Linked DNA regions of Mus musculus: all the other regions are linked to region 1. Evidence: chromatin loops called from intact Hi-C (ENCODE). Cell type or tissue: heart. All regions are shown on one strand. Each heading gives the region's core, and the rest is flanking DNA. Links, peaks and the distances in the headings are about the cores only. Region 1 holds the start of Sat1 (spermidine/spermine N1-acetyl transferase 1). Region 2 overlaps Prdx4 (peroxiredoxin 4). Region 3 has its middle 20 kb from the start of Prdx4. Region 4 holds the start of Prdx4 (peroxiredoxin 4). Region 5 has its middle 4.5 kb from the start of Gm25429.

Region 1 (6,534 bases), core at 1,078-6,077:
TCTGTCCCCAGAAGCCACATCAGGCAGGTTACAACCACCTGTAACTCTTAACTCTGGGGCAATGGATCCCACACTTCCTAATGCTTTTACCCTTTAATAAGTTCCTAATGTTGTGGTGACCCCCGAAACCATAAAATTATTTCAATGCTACTTCATAACTGTGACTATCAGATATGGTCCTCCAAGGGGGTCACGACCCACAGCTTGAGAAACACTGCTCTAGGTTATCTGATGACCTCATCTCAATTTCTTTGGCACCTGCACTTACATTCACACATACATTCACATAGACACACAGACACACACACACACACATGTATGCGCACATATGCATATACATACATACAGGCATACATCTAATTAGAAAATAAATCTGTTTAACACAGAGATGATGCAGGGCAGTGGTGGTGCATGCCTTTAATCAGAGCATTTGCAAGGCAAAGGCAGAGGAAGAGGCAGAGACAGAGGCAGGAGGATCTGTGTGTGTGTGTGTGTGTGTGTGTGTAAGAGAGAGAGAGAGAGAGAGAGAGAGAGAGAGAGAGAGAGGTTAGTACTGTCAAGGTCAGTAATTTGAGTGAACTTGGAGTTGTTCTATGTAGGAATGCAGCCAACCTGACACAGTTAACAAAAGATGCAGTGAAGCCATGATGCCTGGACTCTTGACCCATATATTCTGCAATAATAAATAGGTGTTATTTTTAAACGATTGAGTGTGTGGTGACTTTCTATGTGGCAACCAATAAACAATAAAAAGGGATGACATAGGACAACCTATTTTCAAACAACTGACCTCTGGTGGCAAGGTCTACATGAAATATCATAAAAATCTTTGGGACACTGAAACCTTGAAACAAGGCAAAGAACAAAATCACTGCTTTGGCTATTTTTCTTCCTTTCACTCTCCTCATCTGTTCATCACAGTGATAGAAATTCCCTTTCTCATAAAGAGTCAAATCCGTTATAATAAAGTACAAACCCATCTCTAAAAGTAAACTGTACACCTTTAGGGTTGGTTGCAACACTTGGTGACCTTCTATAATCCCCAAGAACCTCAGATATGATTCAACAATTTGAAATGTTGACTCATTACCAAATAAAAGTTTGTCAAATGCTAAGCTAAATTCAAGCACGATTCTAAAACACTAAGCAACCTAAATAGAAAATGGCTTTAGTTTTTCTTCTTCAGGAAGTTATTCTTGGTGTTGAGACACAGAATTTGAATGTATTGCTATCAGTATATATGTGACAAACTCCTGAAAGTGCTCTAGCATTCTAAACAGAAGCAAAAGAGGCAAAGAGACTTTGCCAGTCAGTGCCTGGCAAATACAGAAGTGGATGCTCACAGTCATATATAGGATGGAACACAGGGCCCCCAATGGAGAAGCTAGAGAAAGTACCCAAGAGTTGAAGGGGTCTGCAAACCTATAGGTAGAACAACAATATGAACTAACCAGTACCCCCAGAGCTTGTGTCTCTAGCTGCATATGTAGCAGAAGATGGCCTAGTCGGCCATCACTGGGAAGAGAGGACCCTTGGTTTAGCAAACTTTATATGCCCCAGTACAGGGGAAAGTCAGGGCCAAGAAGTGGGAGTGAGTGGGTAGGGGAGCAGGGCAGGGGGGAGGGTATAGGGGACTTTTGTGATAGCATTTGAAATGTAAATGAAGAAAATATCCAATAAAAAAAGAGGCAAGGGCTTGGTCATCTATGTCAGGAAAGATACCACTGGCAGTAACTCAGGTAGAATGGGTGCTATTTTTAAATCTCTTTGCAAAAAAAACATTGCATAAGCTCTCATAGTGACTCACAAACGCATTGAGTCATGGGAGAGTGGGAGGGGTAACAGAAAATGCTGTTCTTCTTTCATTTCTTCATACAGGATATTACTCGTTAATAAAGGCAAAGTCACTTACTAAATATTAGGAGTGGCCATCTGGTACTAGTCTAACCCCTCACTGTACAGACCAGATGTTGAAGATCATCTGATGCTTTATCTCATTATTGAAAAAAAAAAAAAAAAACCTCTTCTGACTGATTATGGAATCCAGGCAAGGCAATGGTAGCAGGGTACTCAACAGATCTGTCCAGGAAAGCCCATAGTAAAAGAAAGGTCACTCCCCAGAGACATGAATACTTACTTGTTCCACTGGGTATGACCAGGAATAGGCAAACCCAACTGTTCCCAAACATGTTGGTCTCAAGTTTTCTTACCTTTAAAAATGATAGAAAACTCCGGGCGTGGTGGCACACGCCTTTAATCCCAGCACTCGGGAGGCACAGGCAGGCAGATTTCTGAGTTCAAGGCCAGCCTGGTCTACAGAGTGAGTTCCAGGACAGCCAAGGCTATACAGAGGAACCGTGTCTCAAAAACAACAACAACAAAAAATGATAGAAAACAACACAGAGCCAGACATCCCTGTAATCATTAGAGTAATGATATCGTGACATGTTCAGTAGGTTTAGAATTATTTCAAAATAAAAAGTTAAAGGAGCCAGGGCTACACAGAGAAACCCTGTCTCGAAAACAAACAAACAAAGTTAAAGGAAACAAAAGAAGTGCATGGACTGGAGCAAGTAAGGACAACAACAGCTTTCAATAGCAAAGAAAGCTGAGAGACGGTCAGATATAAGTGTGTAGAAAGAAAACTTCCAGACCTCAAAATCTATAAGCAGTGAAATCAACTCTTCAATAATGTAAGATGGCATACATCATTAAAGCGAATTATCAAGTGTTTCTCTCCTTCAGAAGGAAAGTCCACAAGGAAGAACAGATATTTAAGAAGGAAAGCGGGAGGAGTAAGAAAGAAAATGTTGCCAGGTGGTGGGGGGCAGAGGCAGGAGGATCTCTGAGTTCCAGGCCAGCCTGGTGTACAGAGTTCCAAGACAGACAAGGCTACTCAGAGAAATCTTGTCTCAAAAAATAAATACATAAATGGAAGGAAGGAAGGAAGGAAGGAAGGAAGGAAGGAAGGAAGGAAGGAAAGATAACATTTTAAATTTAGCCATTGCAACACTGGTTCTCAACCTTCGTTATAATGCAACCATTTAATACAGTTTCTCATGTTGTGGATTACTCTCAACCATAAAATTATTTTGTTTCTACTTTTTAACTGTAATTTTGCTGCTGTTATATTGTTATGAATTGTAATGTAAATGTCTGATATACAGGCTATGTGATATATGACCCCAAAGGGGTTGTGACCTACAGGTTGAGAACCACTAAGCTAGAAGGAAAGCAATCGAGGGATCCTAAGAACTGACCTTAGAACATACAAGAATAGCAGGCTGTGGTGAACATGTTTAATCCTAACACTGGGCAGACTGAGGCAGGCAGATCTATGTGATTTGTGAATTCTAGGACAGCCTGTTGTGACATAGTGAGTTCCAGGATAGTCAAGACTACATAGAGAGACCCTGTCTCAAAATTAAAACAAGATTCAAACCCACACCTTTCTTTAGTCATGAAAATGGTGACATCACCACATCTCAATGAACTGCCTGTGGAAAATTACTAGAGAGGAAAGGAAATTATGCCTCCAGACGACACTTTGAGAATGGCTGCTGCTCTCATCTTTCTGTCATACCCTAAAGCTGGGCTTCCTGAGTTTGCTTTTCTCGGCAATGTCGGGGTCACAGAGGCAATCCACATGTTCTATTTAGGAAGGTTACCAGGGGACAAGCTGGCATTCATATGCTTCCGGCAAGGATCCGCAAGGCGCCGCTAGAGGACATGAGGCTAGAAAGGCAGCAGCGCGCCTCGCCCTACCCCGCCCTCCGGGTTTGCGCCATGGGTGTCACGAGAGAGCCCGGAAGAGGGCAGTGTCTGGAACAGAGGGCGGTGCTTCGGCGGGCTTTCATCCTTACTGGTCGCGATCTCTCCGGCTCCCCGTCCAGGGAGGAGCTTCTGCGGACTTAAAAGGCACCGTCTTGCCACTTCTTAGCTGCGCAGTTTCCCCGAAGTAAGTTTGCCAGTTTTCTGTCTTATACTGAGGTTCGCCGGGTCATGGTGCCAGCCTGACTGAGAAGAGGACGCTCCCGGGAAACGAATGAGGAACCACCTCCTCCTGCTGTTCAAGTACAGGGGCCTGGTGCGCAAAGGGAAGAAAAGCAAAAGACGAAAATGGCTAAATTTAAGATCCGTCCAGCCACTGCCTCTGACTGCAGTGACATCCTGCGACTGATCAAGGTAGGTAAAAGTCCGGGCTCTCCCTAGGGCAGAGGGTAGGGGAGGCTCTGTTGACCGGGGAAATCCTCATCTGCAGTTCTGAGACGCAGCCAGGCCAGTAAATTCCGCCTTCTTGGCCTGCCAACCCCAGCCCGGGTCAGGCTCGGCTGTTCGGCGCCAGGCAGGACTCAGTCACCGCTCTACCCTGCCTGCCCCATTTCTCTTCCCGTGAGCTGGCTAGGCTGGCCAGGAGTTTCATTGTCCTTTTCTTTATATGTCGTCCCCAGGAACTGGCTAAATATGAATACATGGAAGATCAAGTCATTTTAACTGAGAAAGGTAACAAGGCGTGGCGGGGGAGGGGGAGGGGCGGGTAATATCTGTTTCCTGGCACCTCCAAAGGTCAACTCTCACTGTCTCTGCCTCCCCTGTCTTACAGATCTCCAAGAGGATGGCTTTGGAGAACACCCCTTCTACCACTGCCTGGTTGCAGAAGTGCCTAAAGAGCACTGGACCCCTGAAGGTAACCCCTGATCCCTGTCGAGAAGCCAGAGAGAACTAATGTTATATCAAACCCGTAGAGCCTACTGGGCAGAACCCGTGACTACGCGGGCAGAGGTTACTGAGGAGCTGGCTGGAAATAACAACCAGCCAGTGTGCAAATGACTGAGGAAAAAAAATATATGTGTAGTGTACTTTCTAATAGGGCGGGTTATGAGAGAGCTGTTTGAGCAAGTATCAAAGTTCTGTAGAAACCCGGAAAAGTTAGTTATAATGTCATTTGTTGTAATTCCGTTTCATAAAATGGTTTTTGTTTGACCCTAACCTAACTTTTTTTTTTTTTGTAATTGTGTTAAATCACATTTTTTTCTTTAATTTGTCCCAATCTTCAGGTTACAGTCTCTAGCTTCGCCATGTACATGGCCCTTCTGTGTACATGGATGGGCGGGGAGGTAACTAAAAGACCCTTTACACAATAAAGTAGATGATCATGATAAATGAGGTAAGGTCCTATTATCGCACACTTAAAACACAGTAGATCAGAAATTTATTTTCGCTTCCTGTCTGTCTGCAAAGAAATACAAAATGGCTAGAAAATTTAATTTGCAACCATTGCCTCTAATTTGCAACCTTTGCCTCCATTTGAAATTGAATTGACACTCCTTATGAGGTAGTCAGTTGTTAATTATTATTTTTAGTTATGTATTGACACCTTTTTTTTTTTTTTTTTTTTTTTTTTTTGCTGGCCCTTGTTGACTGGTCAGGAGACGGCTAAAAGGGGAAGTTGTTTGGGTGGGTGCTTTCTTGAGTTTTCTTCTGATGTTTGTTCCTTAGGCTCGAAGATAATCAGAACACGTAAGGGATGAACTAAGTTTTAGAAGTATGTGGGTGTTATGTAACACCTGTTTCTGGTTACTGCTATTTCTCCTGCCTTAAAGAGTGGGGGAAGTAAATTGAAAATTTATATGTGGGAGGGCAAGTTCTGAAAGTAAACATGGTTCTTTTGGTCTGGTCTTCTGACCTTAAGGAAGCAAGAGTTGGTAAACTGCAAGTATTTCCTCTTCTACACTGCTGTGTAAACCCAACTTTTGCCAAGCCAACATACCAGCATGTCATTAGGATGTGAATAATGTGTGTGTTTAGTTTAAGTCCCTGGCCCTTTTGTTCTGGCAAGTACTGAAAATGTTCTCATTTCCTAAGTGTGAGTCCTGCAGAGTACAGACTAGCCAGTCCACAAGTGTAGCCTAGCTTCAGCTATCTCTAATGTGTGCCTTTTGCAAGTACATGTCTGAGACCAGAGAGATCATTCATCATTGGTCTGGACTGTAGTAGCATAAACATAAGGAGGCAGTCCAGTTCCTGGCTACTTGTTTCAGTGGTGCACGCATATATATTTTCTTACAATCTACACTAGGCTTCTGATTCTACCAATACAGCTTGAATGGGTTGTTTTTCTTCTTTGCATCTCATGGGATACTCTGATTACAGGACATAGCATTGTTGGGTTCGCCATGTACTATTTTACCTATGACCCATGGATTGGCAAGTTGCTGTATCTTGAAGACTTCTTCGTGATGAGTGATTACAGAGGTACAGTTGACTTTGGGATTGGAGGTAGTTTAAGGAGAAATCAGAGCTCTTTGGCCTTAAAATGACTTAAGTAGAATTGTATTTCTTTCCTTTAGGCTTTGGTATAGGATCAGAAATTTTGAAGAATCTAAGCCAGGTATGTTCACTAGCATTTCACTGCATAGAGCCCAGGCTGGCCTGGTCCTCCTATGAGCCCTGGCTGGCCTCAAGCTCTTCTTCATCTGCCTAGTGCTGGGGATTAGAGCTGTGACCAGATGTCCTAGATTTGGGCTTCTGCAT
Region 2 (6,534 bases), core at 582-5,581, 110 kb before region 1:
TTATAGATAAAAGAAACAGATGTGTGGGTTTCTATAAATTTAGTCACAGTTATAGAATAAGTTAATAGCAAAGAGCAGACTGTATCTTGGTCTCCTAACTACTTAGAGCACCGTTCCTTTTTTTCTGAACCGGCTCCAGTAATGTTTTTCTAATGCATAGTTAGGACTTCACAAACCCATATCTTTGGAGAGACTAAGGCACTATTTCACTCAGCACCCTTTTTAGCATTTTTGGTTTTTTTGAGACAGTGTATCTATCCCTGGCCCGCCTCAAACTCTCCCAACAGCTCCCAGCTTTACCAGTAGCTTTCAGTGGATTACATGAGCAAATGTGTACAAAAGAGAGTTCTTTGATCAAAAAGGACAGTTTTAACCTTTAAAAGTTGTTAAACACTGACCAATTAATAGTACCTAATAATGAATTGGCCATTTTATTTTTATTAATTTCTTTTTTTTTTTTGAGATAAGATCTCTTAGTCCAGGCTGGCCTTGAAGTTGAACTACATAGAGAAAGGATGACCTTGAATACTTAATTGTCCTCCCTTTGCTCCCCAAATATTGCTATTATTTAAACTCAGATGCAAGGATTTTTTCCCCTTCAGAGAGAAGGTCTGTTTGTTGCTTTCTAAGGCAGTCTACGTGTAGCCTTGGCTAGCCTGGAACTGGCTGACTTCTAACTCAAAAAGCTCTATTTGCCTTTGTTTCCCTGGAGCTGGGATTAAAGACATGGGTCACCAGATAGATTAAGAGGTTTTTGTTGTTGTTTTTGTTGTTTTCTAAACACACATTAATTATACGTAATACTGTGTTCCATTATAATATCTTCATACATGTATATAATGAATGCATCTTGATCATATTAAATTCCCCATTATATATTCTTGTCCCACTCCTGCTGACTCTCTCCTAATTAGTCCTACTTGTGTGTGTGTGTGTGTGTGTGTGTGTGTGTGTGTGTGTGTGTCCTAGTGAATTTAAGTAGGATTAATAGAAACATGGAATCCTTACCAGCGGTTCAAGAAAATGTATTCCATCCCCCCAAACAACCATTAACTGCCTGTAGATACACAAGGAGGGGTTAAGCACTTCCATTGCCCTCTTATAAATCTGAAGGATGGAAGGAACCCCTCCTCCCCAAACATTTTTTAAATTAGATGTATATAGGCATGTCTGTGTGTGGATAGATATGCACATTGAGTGGTGGTGCCTTCACAGAGAGCCATCAGATACTCAGAGGTAGAGTTACCGACAGTTGTGAGCTGTCTGAAGTGGGTGCTGGGAAGACTTGTGTCCTCCGGAAGAGCAGTGCATGCTCTTAACTACTGAGTAATCTCTCCAGTTCCCCAAAACAAACTTTTCAAACTTCCATTTAACACTGTGATAATTCAAAAGTATACAGTAGATGGAGAATTGGAGTGTATGAGGCAATAGAGTAGGTATGCTGCTGATAGCAGAATACTTAACTGAGAAGAAATGGGATGAACCTTACCACCCCTGTGCTTCACAGAGGCCTCTTTATTATCGATGACAAAGGAGTCCTGAGGCAGATTACTCTGAATGACCTTCCTGTCGGAAGATCAGTGGACGAGACACTGCGTTTGGTTCAAGCCTTCCAGTACACTGACAAGCATGGAGAAGGTACCTTTTTTTATTTAAAAATATTGTACATATTTATAATGAATTTTGCTCCTTTTAACCGCTTGTCACCCTCTCTTATCTGCTTCTACCAAAATTCTTTTCCTTCCTTCCTACCAAGCTCCCTTTTACTTTTGTGTTTTTATTGGTGACCCACTGAGCTTAATTAGGGTTGCTTGTATGAGGTGACTAGAAGTAGGGTTATTTACTAGGCCATGGATAGCCTATCAGTACCTGTACCACTGAAGAGTATGACACTTTCTCCCCCATTAAATGTTTCAGTGAGGGGTGGAGTCTATGCATCCCTCCCCTTATCCATGATAGGATGTTGATAGGCCCAGTCTTGTGCAGGTAACCATACCTGCTATGATCATGAGTACAACTCTTGCGTTGTGCCCAGAAGGTATCGTTTCCTAATATCCCTCCTCATTCTCTGGTTCTTAACACTGTTTCTGTCTGTCTTCCAAGGTGTTCTCTGAGCCTTGGAGGAGTGATAAAGATGTTGTCTTTAGGGCCAGGTACTTAGCAGTCACTTATTCTCATCATTTTGTCCAGTTATGAATCTGTTAATTAACTGCCACCTACTGCAAAGTAGCTTTTCAGGCTGAAAACAGCACTGTCTACGTGTATAAACATGAAACATTGTTAGAAGGCAGTTTGACATCATGTCCATGGAGCAAACCAACGGTAATAAGATCAATCCCTCATAAGGTCTGTGACCTGCCCATCTTTTTTGCTTTTTAATTTTTATTTCTGTGTGTGTCAGGCAGGGAATAATTTTTTCTTGATTTAACACAAAAATACCTTATTAAACCATAACCCATAACCTTTCCTTTATTCTCCCTCCCCTAAATCTCACATTAGCAACTTAATATCACACTGAGTTGCAGTCTTTAAAATTTCCATACTTTAACTAACAGTCCAGGTTATCTTTTCGATCTCAGGGTTTTTTTAAGTGAAATGAAAAATAGACTTGATTAATATTTATTGCAGATTCTACCTCTTGAATTCTCAGAGGAGAAATTTTTCGGAGCACTTTTTACTCCTTTAAGTAAGTCAGCCTGCTAAAAATACTCTTGGATTTTTTTTTAACACAACTAGAGCCTTGAGAACTAACACAAGGAAAATCTATCTCAGAAGAAAAATGTAAAATACATTCAACCCACCCAATACAAAAATCAGTGCTGTGTTTTTAAAAGTTCAGAAAAATAAGGAATCAAAATTAAACAGTAAGCAATCATGCTATCTTTGTAAATATATTTCTCATTTCTCTGCTTAATAATTTTGATCTAATAATCCCAAAATATTTTCATATATAAAACATTACTCTGTACCCCTGAAATGTATAATTTGGCTAAATTTGAGAGTATATAAAATATAACTCAGTCCCTGGCTCAGCACATTCTAAAAGTCTGTTGATAAACAGGATACCTTGGCAGTACCACAAAATATAGCAGGATATAAGCCAGATAATCTTACTGGCCATGTATATAAATTTAGAGGAAGTTTTCCATCACATAGGCTTTTTAGTTTACCAGATCCCCATATCTTCCAATTTCATTATAAATATCCATTTTATTTTTCATATTATAACTGTAAGTAAAGTATAATTGATAAAAATTAAAATAGATAAATGGCCTTCTAATAAACTCTATAAATAAAATTCTTTAGTGTTAGCAGACAAGCAAACAGAAGCCAAGTGCTTGATAGTCTGGACATGTTTAATGTGTTTTTTCTTTCTGTGGAAAAAAGTTGGGGAGTTACTAAAGAAAATTAAACTGTTTTTAAATTCCTTTTTTCTCCCTTTTCTTTCTTTTAGTCTGCCCTGCTGGCTGGAAACCTGGTAGTGAAACAGTAAGTCATATTAATATTGTTATTTGTTTTAAAGGCATGGCCAGAGCCAAAAATGTATGCCAACTTTAATGTAATCTTTCTTTATAATCTGACTGCCCTGTGTTCCAAAGTGAAGTAATTCTTGCTAAGCAGAAAGTATACTGCAGATATTTTCTGGACTACTGGAAAAGTCATTTAAATCGGGGAAGTCAGAATTTAGATAATATTATAAATTTTAAAGCTGATAATCCAGAGAAATATACTGTCAACAAAAAGGAGAGACCAAGAAGGCAAAGTAAAGCTATGGGAGACTAAACTTAGAGGATGTATATGGAGTTTCCTCCTATAGTTTGAGCCAAGAAATCAGCCCCAAGCAAAACCTCTCTGCGTAGTAAAAAGCTTCTGAGAAAATCTGGTTTTATTAAACCCTGAAGCTAAAGAAAAAGAGTCAAAGAGATGCATTTTCTTACTTAGGGATACTGTTACTGTTTATAAGCAATCCTCTGAGTAGCCTTTGGCCAGAATATAATTTTGGAAACTTGCTTGAAACTTTCTTAAACATCTAAAACTTCAGATATTTTATCTTCTGAAAATCAAACAGTAGTTGGAAAAAATATTGGATGGAAGGAAAAAATTATCTTAAAATAAAAATACCACTAGGCAAAGACAGGCAGGGGGGTTCACTCTGCTCCTTCAGATGCGTCCCCTTTTCTCTTTAGAACGTGGGTCCTGCCTTTGTATGTTTGTGTGACAGGAGGCTCTGCATGTCACCATGTGTGTTTGTGGAGTCTGCTCCCCTTTCACCTTTATGTGGGCCCACGGTTCGTCAGACTTGTATGGCAAGGGCATTTACTCACTGAGCCATCTTGCCATCCCCTTTGATGTTCTTTCTTTAGTGGTCTCTGTCCTTTCACTCATTTCACTTTAGATGTAATCTGAGAAGTCTTCCCACAGTGCTTTATACTGTCCCCATTCAGTATCCCATCAACCTGAGTTTGTTGGTTTGTTATTGGTTTGGGGGTTTTGTTTGTTTGTTTTTGGTTTTTATTCCTTTTGTTTTTTTGAGACAGGGTTTCTCTGTGTATCCATGGAGCTCACTCTGTAGACAAGTCTGATCTAGAACTCACCAAAGTCCACCTGACCCTGACTCCCAAATGCTAGAATTAAAGGCATGCAAAGCTGCCACCACCTGGCCGGCCCATCAACCTGTTATTAGAAGCATTTACCATAGTCAAAAAGTGACAGAATTTAAGTCTGAAGACATGGGGCATGCGTTATTTAGTTCATTAATGCATATTGTCTGGCTAATGTCATATAGCAATGTGTGTTGAAAGAAGGACCAAACCCCAAAACACATGGAATTATTTTTGTCAATTAAAAATTGAGTATATTATATGTTAATACGTGTACATATTTTTCTGAAAAATCCATGGTTTTCACCAGATTCTTAAAGTTTATGTCTCATAAATAGGTAGCATTTTCTGAATATAAATATATATATAATATATATACTATAAACTAATCTTATGTAAATTTATCATTTAAAATAGCTACTGCTCAAGATACCTTTAATGCAGTAACTTCATGTCCCCATGATCCTTGGAGTTTTTTTTCCTTTTGAGTATTCATCCACTAAATTTTTATTTACCTGTGTTGCCATTTGCACTTTTCAGCTGGAGATTATATAATATTGTGCTGTTAGCCAGTCTTAGTGATATAAACCCATAATCCCAGTTATTTGGGAGGCTAAGGAAGGAAGATCAAAAGTTCATGGCCTGCCTAAGCTATACATGAGTTCAAAACTAGGAGAGAAAATACAGCAAGGTCCCAATTCAAAAATGAAAACCCTCAAGCAGAGCTTTAGCTACAGCTCAGTGAGAATGCTCCTGTTTAACAACTGAAGGGCCTAGGGTTCGTTTCCCCCCCCCCCCAGTACTCCAAATACCTCTGAAAATCCCTTTGATAAATCCTTAGTGGACATACTGCCCTCTTCTCAGGTTATTATTATAGCATCATGGAATCAGCAAATAAATGTTAAAATTCGTCTGTGGTGGTGCTTTCAATGTGTTTACTTATATCAGGCTCAAATGTGCCATGAAAGCTTGGTGGTCAAGAGAAAGATTTTTTTTAAGGTTTGTTTGTTTGTTTGTTTATGTAATATATGTGAGTACATTGTTGCTGTCTACAGACACACCAGAAGAGGGCATCGATCCCATTACAGATGGTTGTGAGCCACCATGTGGTTGCTGGGAATTGAACTCAGGACCTTTGGAAGAGCAGACTCGGTGCTCTTAACCACTGAGCCATCTCTCCAGCCCAAGAGATATTTTATAAGTAAATTTTGTAGGTAAATGTTGTGTTGCTTGGGTACAGATGATGTTAATTCATTGAGAAATATATTTGCTTTTTGGAATAGCTGAGATTAGTAGATGGGCAAATGTAGCTTTTCCTAACCAGTATACAGTCTGATATGGTATACAACAATCAATGGTTACATCTTTAGTCAAGAAGGTGGCAATTAATGCCAAGCTATTCATAATGGGCCTTGTCTTTTTAAAAATGAATAATTTGCTTTTTGTTTTAACAGATAATCCCAGATCCAGCTGGAAAACTGAAGTATTTCGACAAGCTAAACTGAAAAGTACTTCAGTTATGATGTTTGGACCTTCTCAATAAAGGTCATTGTGTTATTACCATATTCGTTTGCCATTGTAATTTCTTGGATACTATCAAAATATATGTCACAGTCCAAAGATATTTACTGATCAAGGTAGATATTAAACATAGAAAAGCATTCTCGCCGGGCAGTGGTGGCACATGCCTTTAATCCCAGCACTCGGGAGGCAGGGGCAGGCAAATTTCTGAGTTCGAGGCCAGCCTAGTCTACAAAGTAAGTTCCAGGACAGCCAGAGCTATACAGAGAAACCCTGTCTCGGGAAAAAAAAAAAAAGAAAAGCATTCTCTATCTTTCTAAAGTAAGAAATAACAATCTGTGCCAAATTCATAATCAACATAGCTGTCATTTATGAAGTACATACCATGTGGTAGGCATTGTACTAAGGAGGC
Region 3 (6,534 bases), core at 593-5,592, 100 kb before region 1:
GATTTACAGCTTTTCTGCCCAGAGATTGTTCTTTTAAACAGGAAGGGAGAAACAGTTCCTCCAGGTGAGCATTCCTCTACTCCATGCCTGCTCCGAACAGCCCTGGGGAAGAGGAAATGTTTCCCTGGGCTAAGCCCAAGAAAAGAGAAAGTACCGCTCCTTTTTCGTTAATAATCTGTCTCCTTTTCAACAACAACAAAAAAATCTGTATAATTTGTCCTCGAATTTAAAAATATACGTGAAAAGCTGGAGGCGTAAGGCTCACGGATAGAGCATGTATTTAGAATGCTTGAAGCCCTGAGTCCATCCCCAGCACCCAGAAATAAGTGTTCTTACTATCAACTGGGTAGAAGCCAGGGATGCTGCTAAACATCTTGTCAACTATGTAACAATTCCACAAGAGAATTAAATGAACCACCCCTTTAAGAGGATTTATAAGCAGTTATCAGGTGCTTTGGAGGAGTAACTTATGAAGCCCTCTCCTATATAAATATCTATAGGTAGTTTGGGGAAACAAGAATTTTTGTCAGTGATACAGCCATTGTTAAGGTACATGTGGACTTAGGACAAGTCACCTGTGTTGCTGTAAACAATGATAATGACAGGTGGAAGAGGGCCAAAATGTGTCTGGGGGTGAATATGATTACACCGTAGTGTAGACATATATCAAAATGTCATGAGACATTATTGTGTACGATTAATATATCCTAAGAAAAAAGAATTAGGACCCAGGCTAGAGAAATGGCTCACTTGCCACTCTTTTGAAGGATGAGGCTTCAGTTTCCAGCATCCACATGGTGAGTCACACCCATAACTGCAGTTCCAGGTGATCTGACACTGTCTTCTGGCATCCAAGGGCACATGGTATACATAGATACATGCAGGCAAAACACTCAAGACACTTTGAAAGAATATTAGGACCCAAGATATCAATAGTGACAAGGTTGAGAATCCCTGTTGTAAAGATAGCTGCCAATGCATCAAGGAAACTAGGAAGCTATTGTTTAGTAGTTATCTGTGCAGTTGAAGGTCAAAACCATGCCACAGGAGGAGCTCATCCCGAATCATCACTCAAAAGGCAGCGTGACGCTTCTGTAGAATCTATTAAGCACGTCTTTTTAGTGTAGTATTCCATGTCACATTTATGTGACACATGTATTATTCAGTTAAGTATTGCCAGCATTCTGAGCTTATCTATTTGAACAAGAATTCCTGCGCGGGGGGGGGGGGGGGGGCGGGGAGATTTCTGCAAAGGGTGACTAATTACAACTTTAACAATGTGGAGAGGTTGGAATGTTATAGTTCCAGAACTTAACTAGTTTACCTTGGGCTACCTTTATTAAATAAATACTTCTTGCCACCCATCCACCAGAACCCCCACTCATGCTAATATCCTGTGACTAGTATTTTAAAGGCCTTTTGGGATGTATGAACAAAACCCTAGCTTCTCACCAATACAAGGGATAAGAATGCTGTCATAATATCTAAGTCAGTGGTTCTCAACCTTCCTTATGCTGTGACCCTTAGTACAGCTCCTCATGTTGTGGTGACCCCCCCGCCCAATCATAACATTATTTCACTGCTGCTTCATAACTCATTTTGCTACTGCTATGGTTCATAATGTAAATATGCAAGATATGCGACACAGAAGGATTCTGGACCTACAGGCTGAGAACCACTGATCTAAGTCCTCTAACCAAGTTCTCCTTGTCATATTATAACCCACCTAGATGATCTAACTAGCACTTGAAAAGTACCTTATTCTGTCACTTTTCTCTGTTTTGTTACTATAAAAAGTCCATGAAATTATTACCACACTAAAACACGCTATTTGCAGTAACAAAAATATGTGTTCTGAGGTCATAGTTACTTATGTTTTGCCCCAGAATACATTATTTTCCCCTTTGAGGTGAAAGCTGTGTTTTTGCAGCTACACCAATGATCCTGATGTACTGTTCTTTTAGGGATTTATTAGTTTTCAGAATCTCACACAAGGAATCACTTCCCACAATTCTACCCTTAGAGCCAGCATTTCCACCCAAGGGTACATCTAATGCTAAACCAAATTTCCTATCTACCAACAAGCTTCCAGTTTGTAATGGTTGGTTAAGCATTATTTTTTAATTTAATTATTTATTTACTTTACAACCTGATCACAGCCTCTCCGCCCACCTCTCCTCCCAGTCCCTCTCATGCCCTCTTCATGCATCCACCCCTCCTTCCATTCTCAAAAAAGGGGAGGTGTCACATGGATATCAACCAACCTTGGCGTATAGCTATTGTTATATTAATGATGGTTTTATATCTTAACCTTAACTCTAAAATAAGTAACGGCATCCTTACACTATTTTGTTAACCTATGAATGTTATGACAATATTATGTCTCTGAAATATCTTTTTTTAAAACCATACTAGTCAAACTCAGGACTTTACACAGGGTTGCCATGATTATTCTAACATTGAGCCTTACACTCAGCTCTCCAGGCCTATATAATGTTCATGCATACAGTGTTTTTTAACATGTAAAATATAGCAATATATTCTTCAGAAAAATGGATCCAAGAAAGCATCTTTGTGAAAGGACTTACACACACTCCTACACATGTATATATGCATATATGTACATATTTACATATTCATATATTTATATAGAGAAACATGTCTATATATTTATAACTTGTTTATATAGCTTTTTAGAAAGGAAAAATAGAAAAAAGAAAAGAAAAACCAGTAATTATTATACTTACTATGCCTGGGCATAGTAGTTCATGCCTGTAATCACAGCACTGGAGAGGCAGCAGCAGGAGGATCACAGAATGAGGCCTTGATGAATATAGCAAAACACTGTCCCCTAAAAAAATCAATGGCCAAGATAAGTAGCTCAATAGTACAGACTGTACCTGGCTGGCCCTGAGCTCCACCTCAAGCTCTAAGCAACAAAGGAAATGAAAGAGAAAAAAAAAAAGGAGAGAAGAAAGAGAGAATTTACAAGGTTTCAGTTAAAGGAAGTGCGCTGCATTGTAACTTAGTACCACTAGGTGGCAGCACAAGGAAACTGAACAGTGAGTGCTTTGGTGAGTCCTGGGCCTTTTCGGGCTGTTTGAAAGGCAAAGTATCAAACAAGTTTTTTCTTATGAAGACAGGGTCTCATGTAGCCCAAGCCAGCCTCAAACTCATGTAGGTGAAGCTAGCCTTGAACTCCCGACCTTTGTGTCTCTACCTCCCACGGTTTGTTGTTGTTGTTGTTTTTACAAATAGAAAACTTAAGCCGGGGCCTAGCAAACACAGAAGTGGATGATCACAGTCAGCTAGTGGATGGATCACAGGGCTCCCAATGGAGGAGCTAGAGAAAGTACCCAAGGAGCTAAAGGGATCTGCAACCCTATAGGTGGAACAACATTATGAACTAACCAGTACCCCGGAGCTCTTGACTCTAGCTGCATATGTATCAAAAGATGGCCTAGTCAGCCATCACTGGAAAGAGAGGCCCATTGGACATGCAAACTTTATATGCCCCAGTACAGGGGAACGCCAGGGCCAAAAAGGGGGAGTAGGTGGGTAGGGGAGTGGGGGTGGGCGGGTATGGGGGACTTTTGGTATAGCATTGGAAATGTAAATGAGGTAAATACCTAATAAAAAATGGAAAAAAAAGAAAACTTAAATGAGAACAAATCAAAACAAAGTACAACTCAATGAAGCATCTTAACTTGTACTGAACACATACTATTTATGGTACGTTAATTATTTTTATCATGACCCAGTTAGAGGTGCATTTTCTATCATCAGGTAGTTATTATATACATATATACTATATGTACTATTCATATATATATATATACCACATAACTATTATTATGTATGACACATTCTGATATTTTTAATATTCATAGATCATTCACTAAATTTTTACTTAGTAAATTTCAAATTTGGGATATCCCGGGTCTCTCAGAGACCAGTCCATGCAGGAGAGCACGTGGGCCGCAGAAGCAACAGAGCTTCTTGGACAGGGCACCTTCAGGCCTTCATCCTCAGCCAGGAGGCAGAGCTGAGACCCAGACCTCTGCGCACCTTCCCTGCCAGAGGAGAGTCAGCCTCCAGGGAGGGCTCTGACCCCAGGATCCAGGTGAGAGTTGGACTCCCAGGAGTGCTGACAGAGGCTAACAGAATCACAGGAGAACAAGCTCCAGCCAGAGACAGCTAGAACATCTAACACCAGAGATTACAGGATGGCAAAAGGCAAACGTAAGAATCTTATTAACAGAAACCAAGACCTCTCAGCATCATCAGAACCCAGTACTCCCACCACAGCAAGTCCTGGGTACCCCAACACACCTGAAAAGCAAGATTCGGATTTAAAATCATATCTCATGATGCTGGTAGAGGATTTTAAGAAGGGCATTAATAACTCACTTAAAGGAATACAGGAGAACACTGCTAAACAGGTAGAAGTCCTTAAAGATGAAACACAAAAAAATCCCTTAAAGAATTACAGGAAAACACAATCAAACAGGTGATGGAATTGAACAAAACCATCCAGGATCTAAAAATGGAAGTAGAAACAATAAAGAAAACCCAAAGGGAGACAACTCTGGAGATAGAAACCCTAGGAAAGAAATCAGGAACCATAGACGTGAGCATCAGCAACAGAATACAAGAGATGGAAGAGAATCTCAGGTGCAGAAGATTCCATAGAGAACATGGACACAACAATCAAAGAAAATGCAAAATGATCCTAACTCAAATTTTAAATTTGGTTTAAAAAGCATGTTTTACAAATATATAGATATACCAAAAGGAATAAAACCAGGATGTAGCAATGCCTAATATACCAGTACTTTGGCAACTATAAATTTTCATCTTATAACCATTATGACTTTGATTATTTGTCATATTTTAAAAGATTTGTTCATTGTCGTGTCTGTAGACAGTGAACAAGAAGCCCAAATCAGCCAGCAGGTGCCTCTTCTATTACCCTCTATCCACTCCTTTGAATCAGAGTCTCTCTCTCTCTCAACATGGAGCTCATATTTTCTCAGTTAGTTTGGAAGGCAGCAAGCCCCAGAGACCTTTCTGTCCCCTCCTAATGCAGAACTCTACATACTGGTATACAGAGGACATCCAGTTTGTTAAAAAGGCTCTAGGATTTGAAATTTGATCCTCATGGTTACACAGCAAGCGCCCTTACCACTGAGCCATATTTCTAGCATTTTTATTTGCTTTGGTCATACTATTCCTTCCATTAAAGGTTCACAATTTCCGTAACACACACACACACACACACACACACACACACACACACACACACACACACACACACACTATTCTTTTTAAAGCTACTATAATTCTTTACTTCTCGTATATTAAAGCCTTGAGCCTTTTTTCAGAAGAGCTGGTTTCTAACAGAAGAGGCAAAGGATGGAGGAATGTTATGAAATGTTATCTTCAGAACACGGCATGCTTGTTGCACCCAAGAACTCCCAGCAAAAACAGCCATCATGTATGGGGAGTGGCTCAAAAGGTTCCATTCTTTTTTTTTTTGGGGGGGGGGGTTCGAGACAGGGTTTCTCTGTATACCCCTGCATGTCCTGGAGCTCACTTTGTAGACAAGGCTGGCCTCGAACTCGGAAATCCATCTGCCTTTGCCTCCCAAGTGCTGGGATTAAAGGTATGTGCTACCACTGCCCAGCTAAAAGGTTCTATTCTTAACTGAGAAGCTAAAGGCACTTAATGCTTGCCCAGGGGTGGAGGGGGTCATAGGGTGTGTTATTCCTCAGTGATATGTAATGATTCAGTTCACTGTGGTCAGGGCCGCTTCTGGGCTGGAGGTCCTGGGTGCTCCAAGAATGTAGGCTGAAAAAGTCATAAGAAGCAAGCCAATAAGCCGCATTCCTCCATTGCCTCTGCCTTAAATTCCTTCCCTGACTTCTATAAATGATGGGACTACAAGCAATAAGATAAATTAAACCATTCCTCCTCAAAGTGCTTTTTTAGTCGTGGTGTTTTATCACAGCAATAGAAACCATAACTAAGACATACACACTGTAACAGGTCCCCAGACCTTAGTAGGACACAGATCTTAGCACAAGTGACGCTATGATAAAGGTAATATTCAGGACATAAAACTTCACATGTTCACAGAACCACCTGCCAAAATGAAAAAAGATGTAATCCATCAAGGTCCATAGTTTTGGGAAAGTCTCTAAATGTACTAACCTTGCTTTTAAGCTTCTGTAGTTCTGCTTTTGGCCAATTGTTCTTGTTAACTGAAGTATGTCAACCCAGAACATGGTTTTTAATGCTTAGAAGCTCATCTTGAGAAAGGCTCTGGGCTACACTGGGATCCTGAACACACAGTGTAGGTGCTGGCCAGCATGTAGCCTAGAGGTGGCCCTGACCAGAATGAACTGACTCATTCTATATCACTGAGGACTATGAGACGCCCACCCCCCATGACCAACTCCTCCCCAAGCAATCATCTTTGGTGAATATCCCACAACATTTCTGGAAATTCCACTGAGATTCCAGAGACCAGAC
Region 4 (6,534 bases), core at 868-5,867, 120 kb before region 1:
AGATTGCTTCTATTCATGGTGTTTAAACACAGAAATAGAAAGCAAACTGTGATACAGGATATTGGGTTTGCACTCTTACCCATGGAGACAACCCCATGGCCCTTAAATGTTTAAGCTGACTCTGACATTGTCTAACATGAATAAGAAGAATAGCAATGCAGGAACTATATTGAGGCTTTGCACTTTTCGTCTAAAACAGTAATAAATATTCATTACACTCACAGTTTATATGGGTCATAAATTCAGAAACAAGTAAACTGCAGAGATTCTTGCCTGAAGTGTTTCATGTAGCTGCCGTGAAGATGTTAAACAAGGCTGCAGTCACCAGAATGAAACATAACTGTATCTGCTTCACAAGGTGATAGTGGTCCTTCAGGAGAGACCTCAGCTCCTTCCTAAATGGTCCGTTCAGGTCCATGGATCTTTTAACAAACTGTTTCAACATCCTCACAACTTGGTAAATGCCTACTAGAGAGAGCAACAAAGTCCGGATGAGGTGCCTTTTAACATATCAAAGCAGACGCTTGCCACCAGGCTCTTTCAGTACCAGTTACAAAGACCTGGCCCCCTCAGCACTTCTCACCTGCTCCCTATCCTAATTGTCTCCAGACTTGAAGCTTTGCTTCCCCGCCCCCAGTTCTTGATTTCTATCTAACCCAGCCATTTGGCCATGTGCTTTCTTGGCCTCCTGGTTCTTCTCTTGGGTCTCAGTTCTCTCCTGGTTGCTTCTCTTACCTGTCTCTTGCCCTTTCCCCATCTCTCTCATCTTATGGCCTGGTTCATACTGGACTCCTCCAGATGCTTCTGGCTGTTCTCTTCTCATATCTACAATAAAAATCTTAACCTCAGCTAAGCCTTGGAGTCATCATGTCCTAATTTTTATTCACACATCACCTCTACAAAATGACAAAAAGAGTCAGAAAGCTTGGTCTCTGTCTTCTTTAAGCTAAAGATTACAAGAACTTGTATCAGACTAGTAAAATCTAGAGGCTGAGGATGGGGCTCCTAACAATAAGGAACAATAGAACAAACAATAAAATGGCAGCTTCAGATACAGCCTGAACCATCAGCAAACAACAATTATAGCAACAAAACCAGATCAGTGTTTTTCAGGCACAAACATTGAACATTTGGAGAAGTAGTAATATAGGTCACCCAGAGAATTGAAAGGAGTCCAACACAGGTGTAGACCACGTAAACAGCCTGGTGTAGTGACTGAGGGCTTATTTAAGTTACCAGTCAGAGGGAAGAAAGTGAATAGGATTGGGGCTTTCACTGTGAGATCCATAGTGGACCCTGCTAGTAGATACCCATGGCAATATCAGATAGGGAGTCCACAAGGATATATTGAAACTTTGGCAATCATACAAAGGTATGCACTTTCCCCACAACGTCTGGACTATGTAGGGCCCCCATTAGAAGTCAAAAAACAATATTTGAACAATATCTAGACACTTAGGTGACCAGTGATTAATATTTGTGATATTGTAGATTTCAGAACACTCCCTCTGTGTCTGATAGCATTGCATTTTTAATATTGGTAACCAACTCTAACTGTAAGGTGGGTGCCTTGAGGGTCAGGCCCCTACTTCAATATTTCTGGTGGATACTACTATGACAGCATAATGACTGCTCAAATGTCATTGGCTGAAGGCCTCAGGGCAGGCAGCACTCAAAATGCCAGTCACCAAGAGATTTCAGATCACCTGAAGGACAGAGAGAGAGTAGGTGCCAGGGAGGTGACCAACCTGGTCACTCTCCCCAGTGGGCTGGTGAGTGGTCCCTGGTACCAACTGGGACATCTCAACTTAGCCTAAGATAAAAGAGGTGTAGGGATATATATATATATATATCACTCTTTCCCAGCTTTTTAAACTAATTTCAAACTTAGAGCCACAGCTCAGGGCCTCCAATTTACTAGGGTTAGTGGCTATTTTACAGCCTCCATGGATCACCGTTGCCGTTCACGTGGCATGAGCCACAGTCGAGTCTCTGGATCTCATATCCGAACTCCCAGGGTCCCACTTCCGTTCCATGTTGAGCAGGAGGCTAGGGAAGGAGAAGAATGGGAACGAGAGCTACCTCGTCAGAGGCCTATCATCTACGGACCTCCAGAAAGCGAAGAGTTACAGGAAACTGTAATGAGTAAGCATATTCTCCGAGGGGCGGGGGGAGGGGGCTTCTGGGAACTGAAATATCCTGGACATATGCTTTAAGACTGAGTGAGCTCTGCTGCATCCTGACCTGTGGCACCGCATTTGGTTTTAAAACATACATACCTGGGACACACTTAAGTCACCAAACCGCCCGCTTACCCTATAATTCCTACTGGAAGAGAAAGGCTAGCCAGGAGATACCACTTTTCAGATTAGACCCTTTTATCTCTTGAGTTTTCACCAAACTGAAAAAGACTATGTCTAGAGAGAGAAGTCACGGAGTTTAGTAATAGATCGCTGTAAGGAAAAGAATATTGTTCTAATAGTCATAAAGTATATGTCAATTAAGCTTTGGGAAAGTATGGTTTGAAGGGATTAACGGATCGAACGTGTAGAGGAAGGGAGAGCAGACATAATAACGGTCCATAGTCAGAGGTTTTATATTCAAGATGGGATTAGGGAGCTCGAAAGATGACTCAGAAGTTAAGAGCACTGGACGCTCTTCCAGAGGACAAAGGTTTGATTTCCAGCACCCTCGTGGCAGCTCTCAATTGTCTGTAACTTCTGTTCCAGGGGATCTTTCAATGTCCTCCCCTGGCTTTTATGAATAGCAGGCACACAAGCAGTGAACAGACATATAGACAAAAAAAATTTAAATAGTAATTTTTCAAAACAGGATGAACAGGGTGTAAATCAGTTATGGTTTGGAGTTCATGAAGGCAGCACTAGGGCTGAGGGAGCAGACAGGTGACGTCACAATTCAGTCTGACAAGCTAAAGTGGGACTGAGCCCCTAGGCGCTGGGGCAATAACTCAAGGGCGGCTGGGCATGCCCTAGTGTATCATAGGTAGGAGAGGCAAGGCAGCAGAGGAAGAGGGCTCGATGGGTAATGGGTAGTTATGCTGTGCTATGAGGGGTGACTACGAACTTTACAGCTCTTGACTGGAAAAGCAAATCTTTGAAGCAAAATTAATTCCCCCAAACTTCTTTTTGCCTGTTGGAGGAAAATAAATGGTTAGCTATTTGCTCTCAAGTTTTTCTGGGACTGAAAAGAGCTGAAAAGATGAGTCCTGGCACTGTACAGGCAAATCACTCCGGAGGTTCAGGGGACACATACATGTCTGTTAAGTTCAGCAATTTTGTAGTGTCCATGGCCTAACCCACCCACCCCCTGCCCCCAGCCTCCTAAACCTAGAGTAATCAACAGGCCAAATATAGTCAACCAGTATATTTCAAAATAACTGTTTTGGGTGTTTCCCCATAAAAAGGTAAATGAGTTGGTGACTACATTCCATGTTATATTCATTCAGATGGTGCCCTGTAAGTGCATACAAGTATGATCTGTCAAAAACAAAAACAAAATGAGATGCATGAAAGTGACCTTAATTAGAAGTATAAATTGTGGTGGCACACGCCTTTAATCCCCAGCACTCAGGGAGGCAGGGATAAGTAGATCTCTGCTTGGTCTACAGAGCAAGTTCCAGGGCAGCCAGGGCTACACAGAGAAACCCTGTCTCAAAATAACCACGAAAAGTCTACATTTTAAGTCCTTCACAGGCACATAGGTTAGTGTGAACTTGTGAGGGGATGATGTGAGGGGTAGGGAAGCTCTGTTACAGAGATGGACTTGGAAGTACACCTTCAAGGACAGGGACAGTCAGTGCTCTGGAGATCAGTCACTAGGCACCCGTGCAAACTTCTTTTGTTAAATTGGGAAAACACTTCAGCTTGGCTCTCCTTTTGACGCAGGCGCAGAAGCCCACTGGGGGGGGCGGAGCTTGCGCCCACGTGGCGGAGGGGCGGAGTGGGGCGGAGCAAGTCTCGCGAGGCCGCGCCCTTGGTCGCGCGGTCTCCAGCGCGCCGTTTTAGCTGGCTGCCTGGCGGCAGGGGACTCTGTGCTTTAGCAGAGGGACGTGTTTTCGCGCTTGCTTGGTCATGGAGGCGCGGTCCAAGCTGCTGGACGGGACCACGGCGTCCCGTCGCTGGACCCGAAAGCTGGTGTTGCTCCTGCCGCCGCTGCTGCTGTTCCTGTTGCGGACCGAATCTCTGCAAGGCTTGGAGAGTGATGAACGGTTCCGGACCCGCGAAAATGAGTGCCACTTCTACGCTGGTGGACAAGTGTACCCCGGGGAGGCGTCCCGGGTTTCAGTCGCGGATCACTCCCTGCATCTAAGCAAAGCCAAGAGTAGGTGGTGCCTTGCGAGTTTGGGTGGAGGAGGTAGAACTCGAGGAATCTTAGACCCTAATTGTGGATGCTACAAAAGGGTGGGGCTGGAGTTGGGCCGCACCCCCCCCCCAAGGCTGCCTGGGAGTTCTCGGTCCACCCCATGCCTTTGTGGGTGTGAGGTTGGAGGTGGGTTCCTGGTGTGAAGAAAGAAATGGGTTTCTCTGAACAGATTTCGGGAGAGGTAGCGGTTACCCCCAAAGCCGCAGATGGGGGTGTTTCTAGACCCGGGCTTACAGTCGTGGAGGATGTTGTGCAAACTAAAATACTTCCTTACATATTCGAAAGTGCCTGCAGCCGTCCTATCTCTTTTTTCCAGGGAAGAAAGTACATTGATAAGTTGAATAATGATTCACAGAAAGTTTGGTTAAACAGAAAAGTGGTTAAACAAAATGGTCAGGAGGTCAAACTTTTTTTCTCTTAGCTTATAAAGATTGTTATTGAGAGTCATCTCCCCAAACTTTGTAGAGTTAATAGATGTTTATTTAAAAAAAAAAAAACAAGTCTTATGGAGTATTTTGGAGGGAAACTGGGGAAGAGGCGGAAGAGGCACAGTTGGGTTGGTGGTAAATCTTGTGTACTGCCAATTGGGCTTTTCATTATTTGTCTTTCTGTCTAGTGTTTGAAGCTAGTGGCCACTCTCAGAAAAAGACACGTCAGACTAAGAAGATAGTGAGAAAATTGAGGCCTGCTGCATCTGGATATTAAGATTGCCAAAAAAGTGATCAGGGGACACAGACACAGACCATATATTATTTGCTTTTCCCTAACCCACTTTTCCTAGGGATTATTTGGCATTCTGTGAGTGTGTGTTTGAGTTTTGGTGGTTGTGGCACATTCTGTGCTAGTATTCAGTGAAACAATAGTTATACTTAACATTTTGGGGTCAATTTTTTGGACATGGGGACTGGACAGATCTGACAAAATGGCTTCAAATTCTGTAGTCCTCCTCCTTCAGCTTGCAGAGTGCTGGATTCCAATTGTGCTCTACCACATCTGGCTACTTCACAGTTATGAACCTCTAAAGATAATGGGATGTTGCTACCACAAGCCATAAATGAAAAAGCCAAGCCGATTTGCCTCCGTAAACATTTGTAGTTTCATAGTACAAGTTAACTACTTTGGAATTGGAAGATAGATTTGCTTTAAAAATATTTCTAAGTTTCATTGACTACACTTGCATGAGGAAGATATTCTGAAATGTGCTTACTCAAATACACTTCCTGTTAGAAACAAAAACATTCCAAAGGAGATTTTTGTATTCATAAAAGGGGATATTGTAGAACAATTAAGGCTATTTTTGAATCATTCTAATAAAATGAAAAATATTATAATACATTTTTCTCAATGCAATGAGTGTTAAAAATGAGAATGCAACCTTATCCATATTTGTGTTTGGGAAAAAATGGTTGTAGTTTGAGAGACAGAACATGTAAATTGTCTTCCTTTACTTCTCTGTATTTACCAGAATTCTTATTATCAGGGTTGGGTTTGTTTGTTTGTTTTTTGTTTTTGTTTTTGTTTTTTGAGACAGGTTTTCTCTGTATAGCCCTGGCTGTCCTGGAACTCACTTTGTAGACCAGGCTGGCCTCGAACTCAGAAATCCACCTGCCTCTGCCTCCTGAGTGCTGGGATCAAAGGCGTGCGCCACCACGCCCGGCATAATCAGGGTTGTTAAGGATGTGCTAAGCGTGTTAGGAAGTGTTGCTTGCTCTGTTGAGACAGGGTTTCACTACCAGGTAGCCCTGGCTGTCCTGGAACTCTCTATGTAGACCAATCTGGCCTCGAACTCATAGAGACACACCTGCCACCTCTTTAATTCCTCCTGAATGATGGAATTAAAGGCATGCATCACCACATTTTAAAAAGTAGATGCAAAGGGCTGCTTTGAGAATTGTGTTTAAAGATCTTAGCAAAGTAACTACAATTTTTCAATCAAAAATAAAAATTTGCAATAATCAATTTTCAGGATAAGATTTTTCCTGACATGGTTTTCAGTATATGTAAAATCTTTAAGTAGTGTCATAACAAGTCATTACAGTTATTATAACCTCCTATTTAAGCATTTGAAGTATTGTATATTTTAGCACATTTCTAATTTTCTCATCTGGCCTTTTTTTCTTAACAAATTTTGATTATTTAGGTAGTTTTGAC
Region 5 (6,534 bases), core at 639-5,638, 72 kb after region 1:
ATGATGTTTGTGCAGGAATAGAAACCCTGACTAAGACACACCACATAAAGCTGTTTATTTTGAAGGTAGAAATTTAAAGTTGTTGCAATTTGAATAGACTGGAATCAAACCTTTGCTGCTGTAGCAATGGTAACTATGAAAGTATGATAGCTGCAGTAATCATTCCAATGAACCTTTTTATGCATATGTGTTTCAGAGTACAATTGCGTTGATCTGTAGCAGATTCCAAATGCCATGGACTAGACTGATTAACAGAGGTCCTGGCTTGGACTTGTCTAAGAATTAAAAGGAGGAGATAAAAATCACAGTGCAATGAGAAGTTTGATAAATGAGTAAGAATTGGAAGTGACATATAGTTTATACATGGTTGAAATTCAGGAACATGTTCTTTTATTACCAGCTCGCAGTCTGGTCTTCTGTTGCCAGTTCATGTCCTACCAATCCTGGTGGAATCCAGAGAAAGCTTGCAGTAGAAGAGTGTACAAATGAGTAGCCTAGGTTCCAAGTTATAAATGGAAAATGACTCAGACCTTGTTTTTTTTTTTTCCCTTGAGGAAGTATTTCTAAAATCATGAGCTTGGACAAAATTTTTGGGTTCTTTGTGTGTTTTTTTTTTTCCTGAAGATAAAAGACTGAGAGAAATGACTTCTAGAATTTTAAATATAAGTTGCTTTGTTAAGTTAGTCCTGAGAAATTAAGCCCTTATTCACCCCCTTTTGTTTTAAGTATTTGATTTTTTTCAGTAATAAGTGAGTTTGTTCAATTATGACTTGTCTTGGGTTATAGGGAATATCTCGAGAGAAGTGAATTTCCTAGTTGACAAAAAGAAATAAAAGGTTTAAATATATACAAAGAACTATCATCTGTGTTGATCTGTTTTAGGACTCCCACTACAGAGAAAGCAGTCAGTAAATATCTGCAAGCCACTCAAATGGGCTCACATGTTTGACCAGTAGCATAAATAATCCCTGGAAAGTTATCAACACAAACACAGTTGTATTTAGAATGTACAAAGAAATTCACATGAGTAACATCAGGTTGCCAAAGATCATTTGGATGAAGACCACAGGCCTTGACACTTCTTGAAATGGTGGAAAGCATCTCAAGGTAGAGGATAAAGTAATTCTCTGAGCTCGTACCTGTGGTAGCTGGACTTGATTTTGTAAAGCTTTAGCACATTCATGAAAGAAGGAATGGGAAGCAGCAGCCTTTCATTAAAAAAAAAAAGGACATGTTTAAGTGGTCAGAATGATGATTTCTTTCTGTGAGAGGGCAGGCAATTCTGTGAGATCTACAAAGGAAGCTTTGAATGGAGGTAAATGCTGATAACACAATGAGTCTGAGGTGTGAGCCAAGACGACTTGAAACACATCCTATTATATCTCAAAATATTTTCAATTTTCTTTTATAAACTTTGGAGAGATGGCAGACAGTTTTTGCTCATTTTGGGAGACAAATCTCCTTTCACCACCCTCTTACACTTTGTGTGAGATTCCATTACTTCCCACTCAAGCCTTTTCTCTCATAAGTCCACATGCAAGCTCTAATGCACTGTATGTATATATCAGGATGCCTTGAGCCACATAATAAGAGTCAATGAACTGGAAGGACTGATCTGGAAATGTTTTGAAGGCAAATGGGACAGCCAGAAGTTTCTTCTACTTTGTAGTGTTTGCTCCAGGAATAATAAGAGAACAGCACATTCCAGCCTCAACATGTCATGTTAATGACTCCTTGTTTGATCTATTGGCCTCATCTGAAAAATCCTCCATGTACTAGGAATTTTTGGAATATAAAAAAGATAGGTGAATTTCAGGTGCTGATGGTCTCTCTGAAGTTCTTGCATTACCTGATGTACATGTTTAAGTTTGGCCAGCTTAATCAGTGACTGATTTACCCCAAGAAGTTTGAAGACATGTATTTCAGTGGGCCTTAGGACAAAGGATATTCAGGTATAGAGATATCACAACCCCATTGAGACTGCTGCTCTCTACCCCAAGTGGAGAAAGACAAGGGTCTAATATGGTGTTGAAAAATAGCAGTCTTGTTTTGGAACACATGTTTCTGAACTTTGTAAGGGACTATTTTTGCCACTATCCCCTAGAATGTCTAAAACTGGAGTCTTGAGTGTGCCAGTTAGAAGGCTGGGATTGGTTAGCTGCAATTGACACACCAGATCTTATATCTATAATGCCTTCTATGGGGAGCCAGATTATGAAAACTATAATATAAGGTTTATATTATATGCTACACTGAGTCAAGTATGAGTTTGAGAAACCAAGTTCTTGATCTTGGTAACTTTAATCAAGGATTTATATGATCAGATAAGGAATAATAAGCAATTGTACAAATTAAATTAGAACTGGAATTTCTTGGAGTAGCTGGGAAAATCATAATATAAATTTGATCAGTATAATCTGAATCAAATATATCTGGGCAAACAAAATTTCTTTTATAATCCAATTTGATATGCCTAATACCAAGCCCAGGGCAGTCTGTTGGAAGGGGTCCACATAGAATTGTGGGGATTCTCTTTACCCCTCTTATTAAATCTAATTTTATGTCTTTGGTTATAGGTAAGTCTAATCTCGAATTAATTTTAGTGGTAGTAATCAAATCTCTCATTGTCTTTGGTTTAGGAGCACTGCTGTGGATTTGGCAGCTTGGTTGAGTCTATTATAGCTGTTATTGGGCCTGAGCATTGGAAGTCTAAGCTGACAGTGTGAGAGGACCTGTTTGTGTCATCTTGCTGCCCCCTGGCGTTAACTTTCCCATGCCCCCAAATTGGATTGCCTTTGTCATCAGTTCTAGATCACAATGATTGGCCCTTTTTACATTTTGACCTATTTTTTGGAGGCGGGGAGGGGGAGGGGGAGGGGGAGAGGAAGTCCTATTATACTGAGGTTTATTAGCAAGTTTTTGTTTCCATTATTTTTGGTAGTGTCCTCTTTTTACACATTTGAAGCACTTAGATTCTGCGCTTTATGATCCTCTGTGCCAACATTCTGGCATGCTTTTGTTCTGTCAACAGTAGTGTGAAAAGAGTAGCTACTACAGAATGAAGGGGTTTTTGCAATTAGAATGTGCATTTTCATAGGTTAACGAAAGAGATGAAGTGGCCTCCACATCATTATTATCTATTTGTCTTTATATAGCTTGTACAACACTGTACATAAAGAGCTCTGTAGAATTTTGTCTGACAGTGGAAAACTGCCTTAAGTATTAAGATCAGGGACTTTATTACATACACTTACATACCTTGGTCGATTTGGCTATTAACCTGTAGAGCACTAACAAGCTGTTGGACCACTGTTTTAATATTTTCTTGTCCAATCAATTGATTATATGTTACATTTATGAGGGGTTTTGCTTTTGATTATAAAGCATAGACAATATTGAGCAGTGGTAAGAATTGTTTTCATAAGGCATTGCTAATCTAAAGGTCACATTTCACACACATTTTGTAATAGTATTTTTTGTTTTGTTTTGTTTTGTCTTTTTTATTAGATATTTTTTTATATACAATTCAAATGCTATCCTGAAAGTTCCCTATATCCTCCCTCCGCCCTGCTCCCCTACCCACCCATTGGCCCTGGTATTCCCCTGTACTGGGGCATATAAAGATTGCAATACCAAGGGGCCTCTCTTCCCAGTAGTGGCTGACTACGCCATCTTCTGCTACATATGCAGGTAGAGACATGAGCTCTGGGGGTACTGGTTAGTTCCACCTATAGGGTTGCAGACCCCTTCAGATTCTTGGGTGCTTTCTCTAGTTTGTCCATTGGGGGCCCTGTTTACCATCTTTTTTTGTGTGTGTAAAGTGCAGTGCTTTATTTTTTTTATTCTTCATATGATTTTTTTAATTAGGTATTTTCCTCATTTACATTTCCAATGCTATCCCAAAAGTCCCCCATACCCCACCCCTGTTTTCCATCTTATAGATAACTGTGAGCATCCACTTCTGTATTTGCCAGGCACTGGCATAGCCTCATACAAGACAGCTTTACCAGGGTCCCTTCAGCAAAATCTTGCTGGCATATGCAATAGTGTCTGGGTTTGGTGGCTGATTATGGGATGGATCCCCGGGATCCATTTACTGGAAGATCCAGCAATACCTCTCCTGGGCATGTACCCAGAAGATGTTCCAAGTGGTAATAAGAACACATGCTCCACTATATTCAAAGCAGCCTTATTTATAATAGCCAGAAGCTGGAAAGAACCCAGATGTCCCTCAACAGAGGAATGGATACAGAAAATGTGGTACAATTACACAATGGAGTACTACTCAGCTATTAAAAACAATGGATTTATGAAATTCTTGGACAAATGGATGTATCTGGAGGATATCATCCTTAGTGAGGTAACCCAATCACAAAAGAAGTCATTAGATATGCACTCACTGATAAGTGGATATTAGCCCAGAAACATAGAACACCCAAGATACAATTTGCAAAACACAAGAAAATCAAGAAGAAGGAAGACCAATGGGTGGATATTTCATTCCTCCTTAGAATAGGGAGCAAAATACTCATGAAAGGAGTTACAGAGTCAAAGTTTAGAGCTTAGACAAAAGGATAGTATTTTTTAAATGGCTCTGAACCCCATTCTCTGTAATATTTTTGTTTTTATATCTCTATATATGTTATATTGGGACCCTTCATGGGCGTGGATCATCTATTGCATTGCCACTTAGCAGAGAATTAAGCAGAGGAGGTGTACTGGACTTAGGAGAGAGTTTTCTGGACCTTCCTTTTACTTTTGGTAAGGCTGTATGACTAGCTTCATCTGGTTCCAAAGGATTAAATATTTAGTAAAACTGGTCCTTATAGAACATTCTGAATCAGATATTCCATGGATGGTCAGGACACCAGGGACAACAGTTTCTAATTTTAAGATTATATTTTCATTACATTTCTTCATACCTTTTCATCCTTTCAAACTCTCCCATATACCCCTTACATACACACACACACACACACACACACACACACACACACACACAAGCATATTCCTAGATACAATCCTTTCAGTTCATATAATGCTACCTATATATATTTTTACATGTATATATTGTGTGCTCTTCCCTGAGAAAGGCTGCTTCTTAAATTTCTGGCTGTCTTCACTTGTCTATACTTCTTTGTGTGGGGTTCAGGCCTTTTGGACTTCTTTCCATTCAGTTTGAGATGCTCATTGTTGTCATCTTTGTTCAACTCTGACCGGGTCTCTCTCTCTCTCTCTCTCTCTCTCTCTCTCTCTCTCTCTCTCTCTCTCTCTCTCTGTCTGTGCCAGCTTTCCTGCATGTTGTAGGTGGGCAGGGGCAAGAGGAGGCTGGCATTCTCCCTTGAACATGTAACCACATGGCAGAAAAACCGTAGGGCCAGGTCTCCCATACTCACATGTGAGAGATTCGGTTTCTTTAAAAAAATCCAGTTATGTTATGTAAACATGTTTTTTATTTAATCCCAGGTATGGGATAAAGGGCTGCTTTAGATTATCCACAGCAGCAGACTTGTTCATGGTCTGGCAGGCATATGATTCTGTCAGCTGCAGGTAGTTTAATTCCAAGACTCTGGATACCAAATAAAATGGACAAAAAAAAATGCTATCAAGTAGTGCCTAGACACAGGGCAAAGCAAAATGAGAAACATAGTATCTAGTGCTGTAGGGGAGATGGTAGGATATGAAGGAATGAATATACTGCTTCAGGACATCCACAGAAAGTTTATTGCAGATACTGCCACTGGGTTCTTTCCCACTTTGCTTCCAGAGGGAATTTTCTATATTTTCTTCTTCCTCTTCCTCCTCCTGTACTCTGTCTCACTAAATGTTGGGAGAATATATGAGCAATTGGAAAACTTTAAATGGATATGGGAAAGGGAGAATGCAAGGGTTCACCTTAGAACCAGGCTCAACAGCAAGTTTTAGACAAGAGCACCTGAGAGTTATCAAGTTATAGGAGAAACTACTGATCTAAAAAGTGTTTGGTTCATTGACAATCTCGTTTTAAGAAAACAAAAAGTCTCATTAATGTTAGAGAAAAAGGTTTTGTTTTTTTGTGTATTTTTGTTGTTTTTTGTTTGTTTTTGTTTTTTGTTTTGTTTGTTTGTTTGTTTGTTTTTAGATTAGAAGGGGAGAAATGTAGTGAGAGTTTTGGCATTCTCCCTTTGCTTGTGCTATTTGCTTCCCAAATCTCTACCTGCATTTTTTTCCAGTTGCCTCTCATATCCCTCCATATCCCAAACCCAGCTATGTTACATAAACGTGGTTTTTTTTTTTTTTGTAATCTTAGGTGTGGGCTATGGGGCTGCTTCAGATTATCCATGGCAGCAGACTATTCACCTTGTGAATGCTCTGCTCTGGCAGGAGCATAATTTTGCTAGCTGTGAATGGTTTAATTTTGAGGACTCTGGTGAGTATATAAATGCTAGAGTGGGTGGAGGGACTCTGAAGAAGAAGAAGGAAGCTGCTGCTTCCCCGTTGATGCTCCTGGTTGCTGTTGTTGCAGTTTGATTAAAAGACATTGGAGATAACCTG

What was found. A loop is a pair of places that touch in the nucleus more often than their neighbours do. Peaks named below come from ENCODE experiments on the same cell type or tissue, not always from the same donor. Only the 100,000 strongest peaks of a DNase experiment are listed, where the experiment ranks them.
Region 2: a loop joins it to region 1, with 2.6 times the contacts of the local background. A loop is called at or near these places in 7 of 42 quality-filtered maps.
Region 3: a loop joins it to region 1, with 2.3 times the contacts of the local background. A loop is called at or near these places in 5 of 42 quality-filtered maps.
Region 4: a loop joins it to region 1, with 2.7 times the contacts of the local background. A loop is called at or near these places in 4 of 42 quality-filtered maps.
Region 5: it touches region 1 in a loop (14-fold over the local background); 16 of 42 quality-filtered maps call a loop at or near these places.

The regions. Positions count from the first base shown.
Region 1 is chrX:155,213,754-155,220,287 of GRCm38, reverse strand. It overlaps Sat1 (spermidine/spermine N1-acetyl transferase 1), which reads left to right and starts at 3,839. Exons shown (of 6, transcript NM_009121.4): 1 at 3,839-4,185; 2 at 4,452-4,503; 3 at 4,604-4,687; 4 at 6,154-6,255; 5 at 6,351-6,391. The coding sequence starts at 4,120. In heart, for the core only: a CTCF peak has its summit at 3,725; a DNase peak (open chromatin) is centred at 3,827; H3K4me3 peaks cover 1,342 bases; H3K27ac peaks cover 1,104 bases.
Region 2 is chrX:155,323,550-155,330,083 of GRCm38, reverse strand. It overlaps Prdx4 (peroxiredoxin 4), which reads left to right. Exons shown (of 7, transcript NM_016764.5): 5 at 1,508-1,638; 6 at 3,455-3,489; 7 at 6,056-6,166. The coding sequence ends at 6,106. Among named protein-coding and RNA genes, the nearest start is that of Prdx4, 12 kb to the left of the region's middle. In heart, for the core only: no CTCF peak of the experiment used is centred there; no DNase peak of the experiment used is centred there.
Region 3 is chrX:155,314,710-155,321,243 of GRCm38, reverse strand. No RefSeq gene overlaps it. Among named protein-coding and RNA genes, the nearest start is that of Prdx4, 20 kb to the left of the region's middle. In heart, for the core only: a CTCF peak has its summit at 3,035 (motif pointing right); no DNase peak of the experiment used is centred there.
Region 4 is chrX:155,335,920-155,342,453 of GRCm38, reverse strand. It overlaps Prdx4 (peroxiredoxin 4), which reads left to right and starts at 3,994. Exons shown (of 7, transcript NM_016764.5): 1 at 3,994-4,341. The coding sequence starts at 4,092. In heart, for the core only: no CTCF peak of the experiment used is centred there; a DNase peak (open chromatin) is centred at 3,973; H3K4me3 peaks cover 1,867 bases; H3K27ac peaks cover 1,323 bases.
Region 5 is chrX:155,141,124-155,147,657 of GRCm38, reverse strand. It overlaps a transcript of Cldn34b2 not described here. Among named protein-coding and RNA genes, the nearest start is that of Gm25429, 4.5 kb to the right of the region's middle. In heart, for the core only: a CTCF peak has its summit at 2,753 (motif pointing left); a DNase peak (open chromatin) is centred at 2,757.